2 separate regions of the Homo sapiens genome follow, and region 2 is linked to region 1. The links are chromatin contacts, found by Hi-C or POLR2A ChIA-PET in ENCODE. All regions are on one chromosome and are shown on one strand. The core of a region is the stretch at or near the end of the contact, and the rest is flanking DNA. Distances in the headings are between cores, read along the strand shown. Region 1 has its middle 180 kb from the start of LINC01281. Region 2 has its middle 9.1 kb from the start of LINC01281.

The links. A loop is a pair of places that touch in the nucleus more often than their neighbours do. ChIA-PET counts read pairs that join two places held with the same protein, here RNA polymerase II (POLR2A). Pooled maps may share reads with other maps.
Region 2: a map with no recorded cell type shows a loop between it and region 1 (4-fold over the local background). The contact joins two enhancer-like sites. A Hi-C loop is called at or near these places in 2 of 37 single-sample maps with no recorded cell type and 3 of 50 pooled maps. POLR2A ChIA-PET finds 5 or more read pairs at or near these places in 1 of 52 experiments (activated CD4-positive, alpha-beta T cell).

The regions. Positions count from the first base shown.
Region 1 is chrX:39,143,071-39,146,782 of GRCh38, forward strand. No RefSeq gene overlaps it. Among named protein-coding and RNA genes, the nearest start is that of LINC01281, 180 kb to the right of the region's middle. Within about 2 kb of position 2,026, at least 4 of the 41 ENCODE cell types and tissues checked have a DNase peak (open chromatin) inside an H3K27ac peak, as active enhancers do.
Region 2 is chrX:39,334,621-39,338,332 of GRCh38, forward strand. No RefSeq gene overlaps it. Among named protein-coding and RNA genes, the nearest start is that of LINC01281, 9.1 kb to the left of the region's middle. RefSeq lists an enhancer at 2,401-2,480. Within about 2 kb of position 2,096, at least 9 of the 41 ENCODE cell types and tissues checked have a DNase peak (open chromatin) inside an H3K27ac peak, as active enhancers do.

The DNA.
Region 1 (3,712 bases), core at 776-3,275:
TTGAGAATGATTAAGAATTGGATTTCTATATATTTGGTAGTGACATGTTTATTGTTTTTATTTTTGTTTTTTTTTTTATAGTTGAAGAAATGAACACACAGCAATCATATAATCCTCCCAATGTTATACAGATAGAAAGTGACAGACCCAGGATTTGATCTATTTTATTCTCAAGCCCATATTGTATGTGAACTCAAACGAGATAATGGGATAAGAAAAACAGCCTTGAGCACTTGGGTTCCCCAGACTTATCTGGTGTTTGGTCTGGTGGGTTGGAAGGATGGGTGGACAAAGCATAGCAAGAAATCCCCTTTCTCGGGGATTCCTCCAGCAACAAAGGCTCTTCTTCCTTTCGGACTTTCTCCCTGTAGCCTAGTGCTGGAGGCCTGATCTTACAGCATCATGCAATGTGATGTCTAAGGGCTTTGGAAGTCTAGGCTCTGTCACCTTTTTGGTCATGCTTTCAAAACTTGAAATCCCATTCTCTAGTTACTCGCTGTATCATTTCAGCCTTAAGTCAATGAATGCTGCTGATTGAAATGGATGATTCCTTTTGAAATATGGGGATTCCTTTCATTTTTCCTTTCTTCCTTTCTCCCTTTTTTCTCTCTCCTTTCCTTCCCCTCCTTCCTTCCCTCCTTCCCTTGCACCTACCCTCCCTCCATCTGCTCGTCCTTCCTTCCTTCCTCCCTCCCTCCTTCCCTCCCTCCCTCCCTTCCTTCCTTCCTCCTTTTCAAACTGTGTACTTATTTACTTTTTCATTATGTTTTATCAGATATCTCTCTGTGTTTGCAGTGGGAGCATGGTCCTTGTTAGCTCAGTCCACCAAGTTATTGAAACATCACATATCTCTCCCACTCCAGCCTTCCACCCCTATTCTTGTTGATTCAGTCATACTGCCTTCATCCTCACTTTAAGGAAACCTGAATCATGAGGGTTATAGGTGCAATATCAGTGATGAGTTTGGAGAAGAGGGATTCTGTGGCCTGGGACTGCCTTAGGATAGATTCTGATCCAGAGATGGCGAGTCTGGTCCTGCCTCTCTCCTGAGAGGCACTGCACACATCAGCTGAATCCTTTCTGTTATGAGAAACTCTAATTAATGCATGTGCTGATTTGTTCTTCCCTGCTGAGGATGTTGGATTAATGATTACTGGGTGCCACATATGTTATCTCTTATGTATCTTTAATAAAAATAACAATGGCTACAAGTTACAGTAGCTTTACTGTGTTCAGCAGCCCTGTGCTGTCTTCCATATTCATTCTTTCATTTATCCCTCCCCCACCCTACGAAGTCACTATTGAGCATTATTTGCTTCACTGTACAGAGGAAGGAACTGATGCTCAAAGAATTTCAGTAAATTTCTCAAGGTCACGCTGCTAGAAAGAGGTAAGGTGGGTTGCACACCAAGGCTTGTTTGATTTCATAGCACTTAACCACTTGCCATCGTGCTGTTAGGTTTTAATGTTAAGGGGAAGTGAGAAATTTAATAATAGAACTTGGGCAAGGTAGCAATAAAAATGAGGTAGTGCTGTTGCATCACTCTTACAACTACCCTTCTTGCAATCCCCTTGCCTTTACATTTCAGAGGTGCTTGGAATGCTGATGGAGTTGAATCAGCAAGAGGGCCTGACTGAGAAGGCAGAGGATTTCTGACTCCACAGTTGGCCTTGCCAAGTTGGAGGTGCCCTTCCTGCCTCAACATCCACCAACTAACTACCAGAGAGCTTTGGGGTGTGATGTAGAGGGGAAGAAGGGGAAAGGTGTGGTGTGGAGAGGGGATGGAGTGGGATGAGGTGGAAACCCTGGCTGGTCTTGAGGGCTAGAAACCAACGAGCTCTGTGACCTTGGGGATGTTCCTTAACCTCTCTGGGCTTACTCCTGCTTTGTACCACAGCGAGTTTAAGCTATGTTTGCTGCTAGTTCAGGCAGTCCATGATGACATGATTTTTAGGAGGAGAAAACAGAGACAGATGTGCTGGAAGACACAGGCTCAGAAAGTTTCCGAGCCAGCCAGTCCCACATGAATGCCTACCACTCCAACGTTGTGTCAGTTCCCCTTTGGCTTTCTGACACTGCCTCGTGTCACCATATGGTTCCTGTTAACTGTTAGTGATCAACAGTCAGCTGCATCTAGAGCTTAGCTCCAACATGGGGGGGAGGAGTTTTGGTTCAGGAGTCAGACTGCCTGGGCTCATGTTCTCACGTCGTTGCTTACTTTCTGTGCGTTAGTTTCCTCATCTGTGAAAAAGGGAGAAATAATGGTGCTTTTCTCATGGGGTTCTCTGAGGACTGAAGGATATATTCATGTAAAATGATCTACCTGCTTCATTTGGTGCCAGGTACATGGGCCTACTCCTTCAATGTTAGTAATTACTAGCAGCAATTCAATCAGCAAACATTTGCAAGTCGTCTTCTAAAGCAAACCCCACAGGTAAGTGCTGTAAGGGACACAGAGAGGCATAGCCATGCCCCTTGATCCAGAGCTACATGTTGTGATCACCAGATACAAATGCTGAGGCAGAGTTCTGGGTATGAGATGTCTGTGGGGGATCAACACCTGTGAAAAGAAGGGGGAGAAATAAAAACTCTGCAAAGAAGGACCTGGAACTGTGTGTGATGCAGACCCAACGAAGCCTCCGCCAGTCAGGCAAACTCTGGAACAAAGACTGTCCTCAGAGGGTACAACACCAGACCAAAATGGCCAGGTTTCTACAGCCCTGCCTTGCTCACTAAACCAGACATGGGCCACCCCAGAAAGGACATGACAAGGCCAGTCTCAGCGTTTAGGCAGACTCTGAAGGGGCTGACAACTGGAAGCTGTCTGCAGAGCTGGACATCAAGTCCTTCCTTGAAGGGGGATCTAGGCAACACAATTGAATGCCCACCACACTCAAGGAGTTTATAAATAGTCAAAGGAATAGGCAGAGGACTAAAACAGATCACAGACTGTCCCTGGAAAAGTTTCCAGAGCTTGGCTGAGCTGAGAGGTTATTTGCCCAGGGCTGCCAAAGACAAACTTGTGACAGGGAGAACACAGGTTCTTGTAGAGAATGGGTGGGAAAGCATTAGATCTGTGCCCATGCTACACCAGAGATGGCAGATTGAAGGTCTACCTAGAGAAGTTAAGCCCAGGGTTAGAAACCTGGGAGATGGGGGCCTGGAAGAAGAAAAAGCCAGGACACACATTTTATACATGATTTTATGAATTTGGGTTAATTGAGTGGCAGGCATGAAACTTCCAAAACATGAGCACGTGTCCTGCCCAAGGTGAAGGCCGTGGGTGGGTGCCTGCTGCATGGCACAGTGGAGAACCTGAAGTCCTAAGGGCTGGACAGAAGCCTGATTAAAGACCCAACTAAACAGGTGTTAGGGGGGAGGAACCAAAAACACTATATGGCTCTTGTAAAATGCGAGTAAGTAAAAGTGAATCTAGATTCTCAAACCAGAGGAAAATTAATAAAAATGGCTCCATACCCTCTCTGATTCCCAATGTGTCTCATTCAGTGTGTCTCACTCGTGTCTCCTCAATGTGTTTGTCTAGCACAGTTCTTCATCTATTGTCTTTGCACCACGGTCTTGACCACCATGATGATCTCAACATATTAAAAAGGCTTACTTTGAGGGAATGTGCTGAGTGTAGGTGGTGGCTTCCCATTTTGGCCCTCAAAAATTTGGAGATGCAGCCTGGAGGCATGTTGGGGAGAGCCT
Region 2 (3,712 bases), core at 846-3,345, 190 kb after region 1:
CGGCAAAGAACTCTAACACATTTTTCTATTCAGAATCAGAGCCATCTAGTTCTGTGTTTCCCAACACAAACTCTACTAAGAAAAGGTAAGCTCTTCAAATTCTCCACCATGGATCAATTAAAAATGATATAGATGTAATATATATTTATTACATTATTTAATAAACAAGAGAAACCAGTTGAAACTCTTTTTATTCATTTATTTTATCACTAAAATAAAATATTAGTTCACATTAAAGATATTTTATTTAAAGATGAATTTTATTCATCTTTTAAGATTCAGATTTGAAGAAGTAAGGGTTTTCAGTCACAGAAAAAAAATACAGTCTGGAAAATTTGTCCTGGACTAATGCCCTATTGAATGTCGGGCTTTGATTCAATTTCAAACCTTTGTGTTTCTTCTACAGAAAGAGAGAACTGATGCCTGAGATCACAGACCTGAGACCAAAACTTTGCTATCTAGACACCAGTCCCATGAGCTTTCTGCCGTCCTAGGCTCCCTCATAATGAACGCCAATGAACAATCAATCGATTTACAAATAAATTTGGTGTTTGTGAGGTTCAGTGCTCTACCTAAACAGAAAACAACTTGTATTTCCCACCTGGAAGAATTAACAGTATATGTTTTCATCTTATTGATTACTCTGGTCTCCAATTTCCAATGTCAGTATGAAATAGCAGTTAGGATATATTTCAGTACAACAGAAAAATCTACCTACCAGTGGCTTATGCCACAAGTATGCATATTGCTTACTTAACCAGTAGCCTGGAGGTGGCCAGTTGCAGGATTGGTTCAGCAGCTTAACCAGGCCAACAAATATCCTCCAATTGCACAATCCTCAGACTGATGCCTTTATTCTCAGATTGGCTGCCTCATGGTCTCAAGATGGCTTCAGCAGCCCCAGGCATCATCCTCACATGTCAGCATCCAAAGCAGGAAGAAAAGAAGGGGTAAAAGGCCTTGTTCTCTTGTGGCCTTGTTTTATCGAGGAGCTAGTATTTCTCAGTGTCTCTCCAGCACAGATCTTCTTACATCTCACGGTCCAGAACTGGGTCACAAGGTACTAGTCAATTGCAAAAGAGAATTGTCTGGTTGCCTTGGTCTAATCATGATTTATCCTTTGAGCCTGGGCACATTGCCAATGAACAAACCAAAGTTCCATTAGCAAGGTAAAATGGGGAACACCCTTTGTCTAAACAACCATCAGTGTCTGGCACACAAAGTCACTCAGACACTGATACGTGAAAATGAGAAGTGTTCCCCCTGGAAAAAATGGCCACAAACTGCCTCTTTTCAACATTGTGACACCATCAATAATTTGTGTCTAAAAATATAGAGACACCCTGTCACATAGCACATCCTAAGCCCATAGCAGTTTGTCCAATGAGCTTTTGTAACCCCCTCCTAAAGATACATCAACCCACAGGCAGTGCTACTCAAGGCCATGGGGCAGTCCTCTCTCCGTGCTTCTAGGACCTACCACTTCACCTCTACTCTGTTCTCCTCCAGCGCCTTTCAGCCTTCAGAAAAGAGGTCTAGGGACTTGCTAACACCTTTGTATGTTTCTTTACTGCACACACCTCCAGGAATTCCCTTAACTGCAAACTCGGTGCCCTGAGAGGCCCCAGGTATCAAGGGATCTAATGTTAGTGGCAGCCCAGCGAAAATGCTACTGCTGCTCCAGGTGTGAAGTGCTTCTACAGATGAAAGAAATTCTTTTTAAAAAGCCAAGAGGAAGTATTTCTTTCATGTCGAAATTTTAGATATTGTAACATGGAGATGGCAGTGGGGAGATGAGCTGTTTAGGGCCTCTCCTGCAGCCCCCAGATTACCCCATCAGAGGACCCTGCCCAAGTGGACAATCGTTAGCTCCAGGGAGCCTGTGGGCCAGCCTCTCTCTCCCAGATCACTGTTGTGTCCAGGCTTTGCATTCAGGAAGCACACATCTTAGGTGATTCTGAGTGTTATCACCAAGTTTCCTACTCTTTGGAGTTGATGTCTCTGAGTTTGTACTGCACATGAGCATGTTTATGTTATTCTGTGACCCCCTCTGCTGTGGAGCTGGTTTCTTTGACGATGTTTCTGTTTTCTCTTCCAGACTGGGAGCTCCTGGAGCCTGGGGCTGACATCATATTTATATGTGTATTTCTTGTGCCTGGCCTAATGCCTGCATCTCAGAGGAACACCCAGTAACTATTACATTAACAAATGACCTCAGAGACCAAGAAGGAGGATAAAGCTCTTTCCAGGTCTAAAGGCAGGGTTGAAAAAGAGAGGGAGACAATTACAGCCACTGCTTTCTGGCAGAAGACCCACCACGAAGTCCTGCAGTCCTGAGTTACACCACACCCTCATGCACACACTACAAGTCCCACGGCTGCCTTCATATTTACAATATCCCTGTGGCCAGGGCCGTTTCCTGTGTTCGATTTAGATCTATCAATAGAACACACTCTGAGAGTTTCACTTTGTGCTTTGTTTTTCCTCTGTACTAACAACATGAGTGTCCTTATCACAGTCACACTTGCAGGCCCCCAACTCTTGCTCTCTCCTTCAGATTTACTCAGGGCCACAGGAACCCACTGTCACTGAGTGTCTTTGCCAGAAAGCAGAGACTATAATTGTCTCCTCTGTTTCCAAATCCTGGCTTTATATCAAGGAAATTTGATCCTCTCTTTTGGTCCATGCACTTCTGTGTCTTTTTTCCTTATTCTGTTGGTCTCTCTCTCTCTCTCTTTCTCTCCCTTTCTCCCTCTCTCTCTCCCTCTTTATCCCTCTCCCCCCTTATCCCTCTCCCCCTTTCTCTCTTCTCTCTCTCTCTCTCTCTCTTTCTCTTCAAGGACAGAAAAATATCACCAACTTTAATCCGGACTAATCTGCCCATGTGTCCGCCAGGTCTCTAGAAGATGCCGTGGGAAGAGAGAGCAGTGTTTGTGTTTGTCTTTGTGTTGGAAGAGGCACCATCTGTGTGTGGGGGAGCAAACATGAACCAGGGAACCTGCCAAACTCTACACAGGGAGGGGAAGGTGTGGAGTATGCCATCCAGAACCCAATAGCTCCTGCTTCGAGGCTGCCCAATGGGCCCAGAGCTCCTGGAAGGGTGGCTGCTTGGGCTGGCTGTGTGCATTCATGCTGAAGCATTGCCTTTTTCTCCTTGAGTGCCTGCCATTCAGAACCACTGGGATGCAGAGGACACACACACACACCGGTGTTTCCAGCTGTGCCAGAGCCTGGAGCGTGTGAGCTCACAGAAGCCAGCCTTTGCCAACTCAGACCAGGTAGAAACTAAGGACTGGGCAAGGGCTGAGGGTAGAGTTAAAGAAAGCAACCAAATCTGACAGATGAGTGTGCAAGTTTCCCCCTGCCTCAGTTTCCCCAGCTTTCAAAAAGGAATCATACTCTTTACTTGCTTTGTATATGATTTATAAGAATATCATAAACTGTTACCTGCTGAGTGCCTGACACTGTTTCAAAAGCTTTACTTTTATTAATTTATTCAATAGTCACAGCCACTCCACTAGATAGGTACCATTATTTTATCTCCATTTTTCACATAAGAAATGTAGGCACAGAGAGGTTGAATAACTTGCCCAAGGGCACACAATTGGTAAGTGGCAGAGGTGGGATTTGAACCCAGGTAGCCTAGCTCCAGGATCAGTGCTCAGAACAGTCACACTATACTGCTTTGTGATGTGTAAATACAAGTGCTTGA